2 separate regions of the Homo sapiens genome follow, and region 2 is linked to region 1. Evidence: chromatin loops called from intact Hi-C (ENCODE). Cell type or tissue: dorsolateral prefrontal cortex. All regions are shown on one strand. Each heading gives the region's core, and the rest is flanking DNA. Links, peaks and the distances in the headings are about the cores only.

Region 1 (5,685 bases), core at 452-5,451:
GACAACACTTATCCACTCTCTCTGCAGTTTTTGAGACTATATCGTCATTAACTATAGCCACCTTGTTGAAGGTACAATTCTGGATGAGGTCCCTGTCCCCTGCTTTCCTCTACCAAATTCATTCTGTGACAGCTTCTGCCAGCATCTCTGCTTAAACCTGTTCCCACATCCAGTGTCGTAAACAAAGAATCTAGTATCTGCTCTCCTGGGCATATCTCTCACCTTCAGGAAATGCTGGTACATTCTGAAATAGCTGCCCCCCTACCCCCACTTCTCCATGGCTCTGCTCTTCACTTCTTGCATCATTTCTTCCTGCTCTCAGTCACTTTTAGTAACCCTTAACACATTCTTTTCAGATCTGGTGAATTATATATGCTTAGATTTTTTTTAATTTTGAGGAACGGATTTTGATATGTTCCAAAATGATAACAATAAATGTCAGTTTATAAAGTCCTATTCATTCCGGGGCCTATAGGATAGCCTTTTAACCAAATCCTCTATCTCCTTTCTCTGCCCCCCGTCAGTCCATCTTATATGTTGGCATTATGTGCTAATCTTTTGAAACACAGGTCTTTCTAAAGATCAGCTTATCTGTCTACTCAAAAGTATGTAGAATCCTACTGAACTCAAACTCTTTTTTTTTTTTTTTTTTTTGAGACAGAGTCGCTCTGTCGCCCAGGCTGGCGGGCAGTGGCGGGATCTCGGCTCACCGCAAGCTCCGCCTCCCGAGTTCACGCCATTCTCCTGCCTCAGCCTCCCGAGTAGCAGGGACTACAGACACCCACCACCTCGCCTGGCTAATTTTTTGTATTTTTTAGTAGACACGGGGTTTCACCGTGTTAGCCAGGATGGTTGCAATCTCCAATCTCCTGACCTCGTGATCCGCCCGCCTCGGCCTCCCAAAGTGCTGGGATTACAGGCGTGAGCCACCGCGCCCAGCTGAACTGAAACTCTTTAACCTGCCATGCAAAGCTGCCTGACATATGGCTCTCACCTAAGCTTGCAGCAGCCTTGCTCACTATGTCTGCTCTCCTACTCTGTGTTCCCCATTCAGTCTCTTCTTGCAGACTTCTTTATTTTGTGCTTGCCATTTCTTAATGCAAAAATCTCTTCCTCTCCTTTTATCTTTATATGAATACATCCTACCACTGAACCCTCAGCTGAAATAATTTTTGTCTTGCTCTATACTTTTCCGTACTTACCGTAGAGTCTTTGTCTTTTCTCTGACATTATCGTGATATTCACATTTATTGTCTTTTCTCCTACCACAAAGTCTCCAGAGAAGACAATCCTGCCTGATACATCTTAGTTTCCCACAAAACATTCAGCACAATGAAAATACTCCATAAATATTTTCATAAATATTTGCATAAACATGTGCTGAATGCATGGACACAGGGCAGGGAACATCACACACTGGGGCCTGTTGGGGGGTGGGGGGCTGGGGGAGGGATAGCATTAGGAGATATACCTAATGTAAATGACGAGTTGATGGGTGCAGCAAACAAACATGGCACATGTATATCTATGTAACAAACCTGCACATTGTGCACACGTACCCTAGAACTTAAAGTATAATAAAAAAAAAAAAATGTGTTGAATGAATGAGGTCACTCTCAGTATTTAATAAGAATAAAAATAAATACTGCCTTAAAGATTAATCATTCTGCTGGGCTTCGGGGACATCATCCTTCTATACTGTAAGGAACTGTCATCTTACTGTGATTTTGTCTTTTCATGAAATAGAATTTTTAAAGGAACCACCTATTACTGAGGGTGCCAATTAATTGAGCTCCAGCTATCCGAGGTTTACCAGGTCTACATAGATGATCTATTACAGAATTCCCTTCCCACTTCCCCGGTCATGCCCTCTCCTGCCCTGCCTGATTCCTAATCCTGTCAAAGCCTGACCTAGGTCTATCCTTCCCTGAACGCTTCCCCAGCTGTAGGGAATTAATATTGAGTTCTGCTTGTGCGAGGCACTGTTGTATTCCAAGACACAGGGATAGGTTTTCCTATGAACTCTCAGAGCAAATTTGTTGACATGATGTACTTAGCAGAAACTACCTTTTGTGTTACTGGATTGACTAAATTTCTTATCGTCTCTAGTAGACTGGATTTTTCCTTGAGGAAAGGGATGATATTGTACATCTGTTATTTTAAACCCTAATAACTGGATCATATCCAGTAGTATTACTATAAGGCTTCCAAGCACCTCAGTCAGCTCAGCCCTACAGGTAGCTTCTTCAGAGACAGCCACCATGTAAAACCCAGCCACAGCATCTCACACACATACCAGTTCTGATATCCTCCTTTAAAGACAAGCCTGCCACCAGCTGTTTTCCTCTGAGCTTTGATCGCTAAGCCTCAGGGTGGGTGAGCATTTTTTGAGGCTGCCAATCCAAGCTTTGTCCACCATGTAATGGACATGAATACTGAACTGGTGTTGCTGTACTGGGTTCTAGTAAACAAAGGGTATCAGCTGGTCACACCATTCTGACCACGATGAGGACCAGGAAAAAATAAAATGGCAGAATTTATCCCTAAAGCAAGTGTGTATATGTGTGTGTGTTTCTGTGTGTGTGATAAAATAATGACCCCCCCACCGCCCCCCCACCCGACAGGTTATAATGCCTATCCTTGTATAGTGTTGCTTGCCAAGGTCCCAGAGGGAAAGAATAAGTTGTAATTGTACAAAATTCAATAGAACCCCAAACATGACAGTACACGAAATCTGCACATGAATTAGAAAGCATAAGTCATGTGCGTTCTCCGGCGGCGGTAGCAGGGCAAATTTTCCCATCAATGAAAGTAAAAATAAAGCTAAGCTATGAGCGCCACCTCGTGGAGAAATCTCTCACTGCACTAACCTCTTCCACTGAGGGGCCAGGTGGAAATGCCAGGGGCGGGGTGCACCCCTGGATGTGATCATCTGCTGTTGCTCATACTCCATCTCACCCACGACATTAGGCCACTTCCTTGGCACACAGGGAATTGGGGGTAGTTGCCTTAGTCCTCGCCCTCTGATGTGAACAGCAGTTGATACAAGACAGTGACACCGGGATAGCTGGTGTGATGCTGTTAGCTGGTACAACAAAAACAAAAGCCCTGATGCACACTCATGAGTATATGTACCATTCACACACTCATACAGAGGACCCCGATGCACATTCATGAGTGTATGTATTACTCACACATTCATACAAAGGACCCCGATGCACATTTATGAGTGTGTGTATCACTCACACATTTATCCATAGGATCCCGACGCACATTCATGAGTGTGTGTATCACTCACAGACTCATACATAGGATCCCAACCCACATTCATGAGCATATGTATCATTCACATTCATCCATAGGACCCTGATGCACATTCATGAGTGTATGTATCACTCACACATTCATACATAGGATCCCAACGCACATTCATGAGCGTATGTATCACTCACACATTCATCCATAGGACCCCGATGCACATTCATGAGTGTATGTATCACTCACACATTCATACATAGGACCCCGATGCACATTCATGAGTGTGTGTATCAGTCACACACTCATACACAGGACTCCGAGGGACCCTTCTCCCTTCCCCGTGTCCTGACAAGTGAGACGCTCTGTACTCTCCTTTTTCGAACTTCATTGCCTTTTCAGGACTTCCCTTTGCCCTTGAAGGACATTGTGACCCATGCAAATTCTGGGATGGGACTGGCTGTAAATCCTACAGCAGATAGTAGCCAGTAGGATCTGTCCTGGTACTGGCAACGTGGCAACGGTCTAAGGATATCCCTGGCAAGTTGTGTCATTCACCGAGTTTACTTTCTATCCTAGGCAGTGACATGGACTTAAATTTGTCACGCGAGTTTGAATTGCTAGTCAAGACTGAAAGAGAGGCTGGAACTGGACTCCTGGGTTCAATCTTCAAAGCGTTTCTGTCTAGCAGCTGCCATTTCAGACAAGCTCCTCGGTGAGGGAATCAATGAGACAGCATTTATCTTCCTGACAGAATGGCCCCCTGTGAGGCTGTTTGCTTTTGTGCTGGCACTGCAGCTGAGGAAGATACGGCTTAGATCCAGGCCCTGCCTCAGTGTCTTCGCAAAGGGACAGATTTTCCTCACCACAGTGACCACACTGAAGCCACTGACAGGGCAGGAGCCTTGGGGTTGCAGGTCCGGCAGCGGGACAGAGGTTCTCAGCAGAGGCCAGACTTGAGAGAGCTGCATGCTGTTCAGGCGGGAGCCTTGTCTTTGTGAGCTGGAGCTGTTGGCTGCCTGCCATTTGTACAGCCAGAAGGAGTGTGTGTCTGTGGGAAATGCATCCGCAGAGTCAGGCAGACCTGGATTACATCTTGGAGCAGATGCTACCAACCCTGTAACCTTTCTTAACTCACTTCACCTCCCTGGGTCTCATAGTTGCCATCTATACAATGGGGATAATACTGCTTCCCTCATGGGATTATTATAAGATCTAATGAATACAACAGTGCCTCGCACAAGCAGGACTCAATATTAATTCCCTACAGTTTTATCTTTGGAAAATAAGAAAACAACTATTTGTGTTTGTGTATGTCTGTGTTTATAATTTTTTGCATACGCTTAATAACAATGAAAATGTATTTCTTTGGACACCACAACTTTTTAAAACTAAAGCGCATTGTTTTATTTTAGATTATTTAAAGAAATTAGCACTTAGATACCATGTTTTCACAATTTTTTCTTTTAGTACTTTAAAGATACTATGTGATCCCTATGAAACATAAGTACAACTGGATATTTTACAAACTAGGAAATCTTTTTGCAACCAATCTTATTTGTTTTTCAGATAATACTCCATCAGTAAATAAGTCTTTGCCATTGGTAATTTTTTATTTCCTGCAAGGCAGAGTTATTTTTTCTTGGTAACAGAAACATTTATTAAACACTTAGATGTGTTAGGCAGTGTTCTGCTTTTTTGTGTTTTCTAAATTTATTTTAGAAACAAAATTTACTGTTCTTGGTATACAGTTTTATGAATGTTGACAAATGCATAGTGTCACAGACCCAGCATCACAATTGATACAGAATATTTCTATCACCTTCCACAAAAAAATTCATTCTTGCTATTCCTTTGTAGTCAACCCTCCCTCACTGTCAGCCTCTGGCAACCACTGGTGCATTCTCCACTGCTCCAGTTTGCCTTTCCCATCGTGTCATATCAGTGGAATCATACTCTATGTATTTTTGGGGTGCCTCTTCTTTCACCTAACGTAATGCATTTGAGATTCACCCATGTGGTTGGATGTATCAGTGATTCACTCCTCTTCATTGAGGGTGATGTCAGAACCAGAGTAAGAACCATGTTTCTCCATTCCCCTGTGCCCTTTTTCTAGCTTGATGCAGAGGCAAAAGCAAACTAACAGAATCCTTAAGAGGCTTATGTACAGGTGGACCATACTGAGGCTCTTCAGGATATCAAAACAAACTAAATGGTCCTTGGCTTCAGGAAAGTGATCATCCCATTGGCTGGTGGGCACACAGCCAGCTGTATCACATCAGGAAGAGAAACCAGGCAGCCTCCTACCAGTGAGGAGATGAGCACAAGTCTCAAAATAGAACACTGGCGTTTGGAGACAAAGGAAAATCACTGGATGTCAAGGGAGTCTTCATGGGGAAAGTGAGTTTACGTGAGCTTGAAAGTAGAGGA
Region 2 (5,685 bases), core at 235-5,234, 1.0 Mb before region 1:
GACTGCAATCTATACCATCAGCTATACCAAGATTTGCAAGCTTGGTCTCCAGCTTGCAAATGGAAAATTGTGGAACTTCTCAAGCCAATTGTGCAAGCCAATAACCTTATAATAAATATCTTCACTATAAGTTTCTCTTTCCTTGGAGAACCTGATTAACACAATGTCTCCTGCATTGAATCTGGACTTATTCATGACTTCCTTTGGTCAATGGTATAATATATCACCAAGTGTGAAACAAGCAAGGCTTGCACACTGGGGACAGCTGGGGTAGCCATGTGAAAAAGCCCAGTCTAGCCTCTTTGAGTATAAAAGACCATAGGTGAGATATGCTCAGCTGGCCTACCCATTGCTATTGTAGCCAAGCTCAGTCCTTAGCCATGTAGTCCAGAACCCACTACTTCTAAGCACCTAGTGGAGGCACTACCAACTATGAATATTAAAAATGAGTAACCCTAAGGTAGAAGAGTTTACCCCATCATGGTCTATTTACTTTCAAGAGGACAATATTCTCTCTTCTGTGACTTGAGTCTTCAGTGAAAGAACATTAGCGATGTGATCTAAACCTGGCAATGGCTTTTATCTATCCTTTCTTCTTTACACCATCAAGGTCCATGTTTCAAAAAAGGCCTTATTTACTCCCCTCTTTGAGGGTGAGCTATACCTAGTGGCTCATTTCCAAGAAAAAAGGAGGGAAAAAATTTATAGTGAAGAAACTTGGCAAACACTGTCTTATCCGAGTAAACTAGTGACAAACCATGCGACTATCATGTATTTCCTGTTATGAGGTTACAAGAAAGACACTTTTCTATGGTATTCTTTCTCAAAAAACACAACCTCAGTCTAAACATGAGACAAACATCAGACAATCTTAAATTATGGGACATTCTCCAAAGTCCCTGACCAGTATTCCTCAAAAGGTCAGGAAAACAAGAAAAGAGGGAGAAAGTATTACTAACCAAATGAGACTAAGGAAACATGACAACTAAATGAAATGTGACATTCTAGATTCAATTTGAAGCAGAAAGTGGACATAAATGAAAAGACTGGTGAAATCTAAATATAAAGTCTGGAGTTTAATTTAAAAATGGGAGGGACTTTTATCATATAACGAGTGTCTCTACCTTCTTCTAACCCACTGAATTTCTTTCCTAAACAGCAAGAGTTTATTATGTCTCTAGATACAAAATACACTAAATTAAGTCAAATTATTATTATATTTTTTAAGAGACAGGGTCTCGCTCTGTAGCCCAGGCTAGAGTGCAGTGGAGCAATCATGGCTCACTGCAGCCTCAAACTCCTGGGCTCAAGCAATCTTCCCACTTTAACCTCCCAAGTAGCTGGGACTAAGGTGACCATCACCATATTCAGCTAATTTAATTTTTTTTAGAGATGGGATCTTGCTATGTTGCCCAGGCTGGTCTTAAACTCTTTGCCAAAGTGATCCTCTTGCCTTTGCCTCCCAAAGTGTTGGGATTATAGGCACAAGCCTTGGTACCCAGCCAAGTAGAATTCTATTCAATGTGAGGTCTTCATCAAAGGTGGACAAAAAAGGTAAAGAGGGAAAGGAAAGAAGGAAGCTCCTTTCTTTGCAAGGGAAGAAGGAAGGAGGGAAGGGGGGAAGGGGGCAAGGGGGAAGGGGAAAAAGAGGAAAGAGGGAAGGAGGGAAGGAAGGGAGGAAGGGAGGACGAATTAGGAAGAAGAAAGGGAGGGAGGGATATTTGGAAGGAAGAGAGGGTTAGAAGGAAGAAAGAAAGGAAGGGAGAAGGAATGAGGAAGTAAGGAAAGAAACGGGAGAAAATGAACTGTTTTGTGCTTATATCATCTTGTTCAATCTCTCTCTCTCTCTCTCTACCCATTTCCATAAAAATTGGATACACTTAGAAAATCTCTTACTGTAGAACTAGTGGAAAGATTCAGATAGTTGGATTTTAGGTAATTTAGGTTTATCTATTGACATCTTATAGTGAATAGCTTGTAAACTAATTATGAAGCGTATACACACATATTGCTTTTAATAGAACTATTTAAAACAAATATTCGTTTAAAAATTTTATTGTTAAATATGCTTAGGTCAATTCTAACAAATCACAGACCTTTTAATACCCACGTTGTATACTAACATTTGTTATTCTGAGGCATAAACAAAACTGAAGTATTGTTGTTTTGTTTTTGTTTTTTGTTTTTGTACATAGAGGTTAATATTAGGCGGTGGACACTAATATTGGTTTACCTAAACTGATTGGTTATGCCAAAGTGGTCTGGGATGGAGATAGGGAGAATCTAACAATTTGCAAGGGTCGACACGATAAAAGCTTACACTTCAACAGAAGTGTATCTGGCTTTTTAATTATTCATGAAAATAAAAATATAAGTCCTCTGCTTTATGGGGTATTTACTTCCTTTTCAAGAGTTTCGTTCTGCAAATGTGATGGGAAAAAGTTCAGCATATGAGGCCGGGTGTGGTGACTCATGCCTGTAATCCTGGAAATTTGGGTGACTGAGATAGGCAGATCACTTGAGGTCAGGAGTTCGAGACCAGCCTGGCCAACAGAGACCCTCTCTCTACTAAAAATACAAAAATTAGCCAGGCGTAGTGACACACACCTGTGTTCCCAGCTACTCGGGAGGCTGAGGCACGAGAATGGTTTGAACCTGGGAGGCGGAGGCTGCAGTCAGCCAAGATCACACCACTGTGCTCCAGCCGGGGTGGGTGACAGAATGAGACTGTATCTCAAAAAAAAAAAAAAAAAAAAAGGTTGGCATATGATACTGAGCAATGCTATTGTGACGGGGAAAAAAGAAAAGATTCTGATAGAAAACTACATCATCTGAGCCTTTTGATTTTTTTAAAGGCATATTGGAAAGAGATCAAAAAGTGTCACTTGGCAGATAACATTAAAAAGAGCCAGCAAGGTGAGGGAGCAGAGGCAGACAACCAGGAGAAGTGTGCTAATGCCAAATGTGTCACTTTTAGAATCAGTCACACACTCAGTCATGTGACAAGGGTTATTCTCTCTCAATTGGTGACCGTGAGTTCCTTGAAGCCTCCAGTGGTGGGACTGGTTGAGTAACTTGCAAAATCCATTGTCTTGGATTATGAAGAACTCATGTTTGAGGTCCAAGCACCTATTTTGTTGAAACCCCAACTTTGAATTTAAGGATGATTATGTTAAGCCTCCCCAGCAGGGGTCACTAAGTTAATGATAAATATAAGCTCGGTTATGACTTGTAACAGCTGCTTCCAATGACAACATGAGGGGAAAAAACTCCGATGTCAAAGACCCTGCTGGGGAAGCTTTGGAAGAAAACACAAAATTATTTCTCAATGATAAGGACAGTATTTTACATAGAGAGTCAAAATAGAATAGTTGCCCTTTAGCATAATGTTTACAGAGAGAAAAATAGTCTACAGCCTGTTAGCTTTTAGGATTTTTTTTTTTCTTTTTGAGATGGAGTTTTGCTCCTTTTGCCCAGGCTGGAGTGCAGTGGCGCAATCTCGGCTCACTGCAACCTCCGCTTCCAGGGTTCAAATGATTCTCCTGCCTCAGTCTCCCAAATAGATGGAATTACAGGCACCCTTCACCATGCCTGGCTAATTTTTATATTTTTAGTAGAGATGGGGTTTCGCCATGTTGGCTAGGCTGGTCTTGAACTCCTGACCTCAGGTGATCCACCTGCCTTGGCCTCCCAAAGTGCTGGGATTACAGGCGTGAGCCACCACGCCTGGCCAGCTTTCAGAATTATGTACAGATAAACTTGTCCTATTTGCATATTATGAATCTATATAGGAAAGAGACCTAACAATGGACATTTAATAATTTTCTCAACCATGATTTCACCCAAACTTTATAGTTAAAGAATTTGAACACAATAGAAGTGATAGCATTTTACTTAGACATATCCTGATTTCATTTAGGACTGAGTCACTTAAGTCCATCTTCATTTCCAGGGGTAACACTGGTCACATCCTGGTCTTCCATCCACATCCTTCCTGTATTCTCTAGCTCTGGAATAGTTTGACTTTGAAGAGGTAAAATTGATACTAGAAAGTAAGAATGAAAGGCTGAGTGCAATCTTTTATATGAAAATACACCTTACTGAAAGTCAGCCCCGAACAAGTTTCTAAAATTTAAAAGACAACAGTGGGTAACAGAGGTTGCGTCATCTTGGTCATTTTGTCCAAGAATGCTGACTCTTTGATGTTTGAAGAACACATCAAGTGCAATTCCCTCAGAGCCTTAGTGTTGGCTCTTTCCTCTGAGGAAACCCTCTTCCCATAGGCATTTGGGTAGGCAGTCCTACATCTCATTTAGTTGCCTCTCTAATTGTTATTTCCTCACAGAGACAGTCTGTGACCACCAGACCTAAAAAACACACTTGTTACTTTCTCTTTCCCTACCACACTTTGTGTTTTTTGTTTTGTTTTGTTTTGTTTTGTTTTTTCAAACGCTTCTCCTTACCTACAATATCTGAATGTCATTGCTATTTCTTATCTGTTGTCCTGGACTAGAACAGTAACCCCCATGGAGGTGGGGTTTTATGATGTTTTCTGCTGAATGTACAGCATCAAGAAGCATGCCTGATACAGTAGGAACTCAATAACTATTTCTAGATACTTTGAATAAATGAATAAACAAACCAATATATGCACCGTGTATTTGCCAATGTGGAGGGCAGCAAAAGACAGATGAGACATGGACCATTGAAACCGCCTTTGCAAAATTATGACTTATACAGTGAAAGAGATCTAATCTAACCAATTCCATCTTGGTTCTAACCTTTAAGCTGTCCTTGTTCCTTCTTGGGCATAGGCTGAACTAACTTTGCAAGGAACTTATAGTTTAAAACAAAGATGATAACAGTCCTTTCCCAAAACAAATCTCCTTCTTGCCTGAGGACTAGACTGCCTTTGTAGGAATAACAAATTAGCCACAAGATTAGAAATTATGGTTTAGGAGTCCTGCAGCTGGAGGCTACAAGATTCTGACCCTCCCTAAACTGCTCCCAAAATCAGTGCTTGAGATATTTTGCAGACTCTGCACTTGATGGATCTGCTGGCACCACTAAGATGGATAAACTGGCTCATCTAATCTTGCGGCCCCCACCCAGGAACAGACTCAGCACAAGAGGACAGCTTCAACTTCTCATGATTTCATTTCCTACCTAACCAATCAACACTCCTGGCTCACTGGTTTTCCCCTGCCCACCAAGTCATCCTTAAAAACTCTGATCCTCCAAATTCTCCGGGAGACTGATTTGAGTAATAACAAAACTCCAGGTCTCCAGTGCGGCCAGCTCTGCGTGAATTACTCTTTCTCTATTACAATTCCCCTGTCTTGATAAATCAGCTCTGCTAGGCAGCGGACAGGGTGAACCCACTGGGTGGTTACACCATGACCACAAGGCATGCATGTCTAACTGAAGAGACAAGAGTTGAGCACCAAAATAATTTGTTGAAGCTCTATATTTCATTTGAACCAAGCCAACCAACCATGGTAGAAAGATGAACTGTTCTTCACTTACAGAAACATCAACTTTCAGTAGGAACCTCTGTCAAATTGATCAGATATTGGAAATATTTGTTTTAACCAAGGCTTCCATTATTTGAGAAGTTCACAAAGAAAAAGCCATTACTCTGCTCTTCCATCAAAGATGGCTTTGGGGGCTGGGTAGCACACTGTT

The links. A loop is a pair of places that touch in the nucleus more often than their neighbours do. Peaks named below come from ENCODE experiments on the same cell type or tissue, not always from the same donor. Only the 100,000 strongest peaks of a DNase experiment are listed, where the experiment ranks them.
Region 2: it touches region 1 in a loop (23-fold over the local background); 18 of 110 quality-filtered maps call a loop at or near these places.

Annotation. Positions count from the first base shown.
Region 1 is chr18:51,665,465-51,671,149 of GRCh38, reverse strand. No RefSeq gene overlaps it. Among named protein-coding and RNA genes, the nearest start is that of LINC01630, 280 kb to the right of the region's middle. In dorsolateral prefrontal cortex, for the core only: CTCF peaks have their summits at 2,842 (motif pointing left) and 4,080; DNase peaks (open chromatin) are centred at 2,849 and 4,269; H3K4me3 peaks cover 1,312 bases; H3K27ac peaks cover 482 bases.
Region 2 is chr18:52,668,605-52,674,289 of GRCh38, reverse strand. All of the region lies in intron 1 of DCC (DCC netrin 1 receptor), which reads right to left. Among named protein-coding and RNA genes, the nearest start is that of DCC, 330 kb to the right of the region's middle. In dorsolateral prefrontal cortex, for the core only: CTCF peaks have their summits at 2,994 and 3,196 (motif pointing right); no DNase peak of the experiment used is centred there.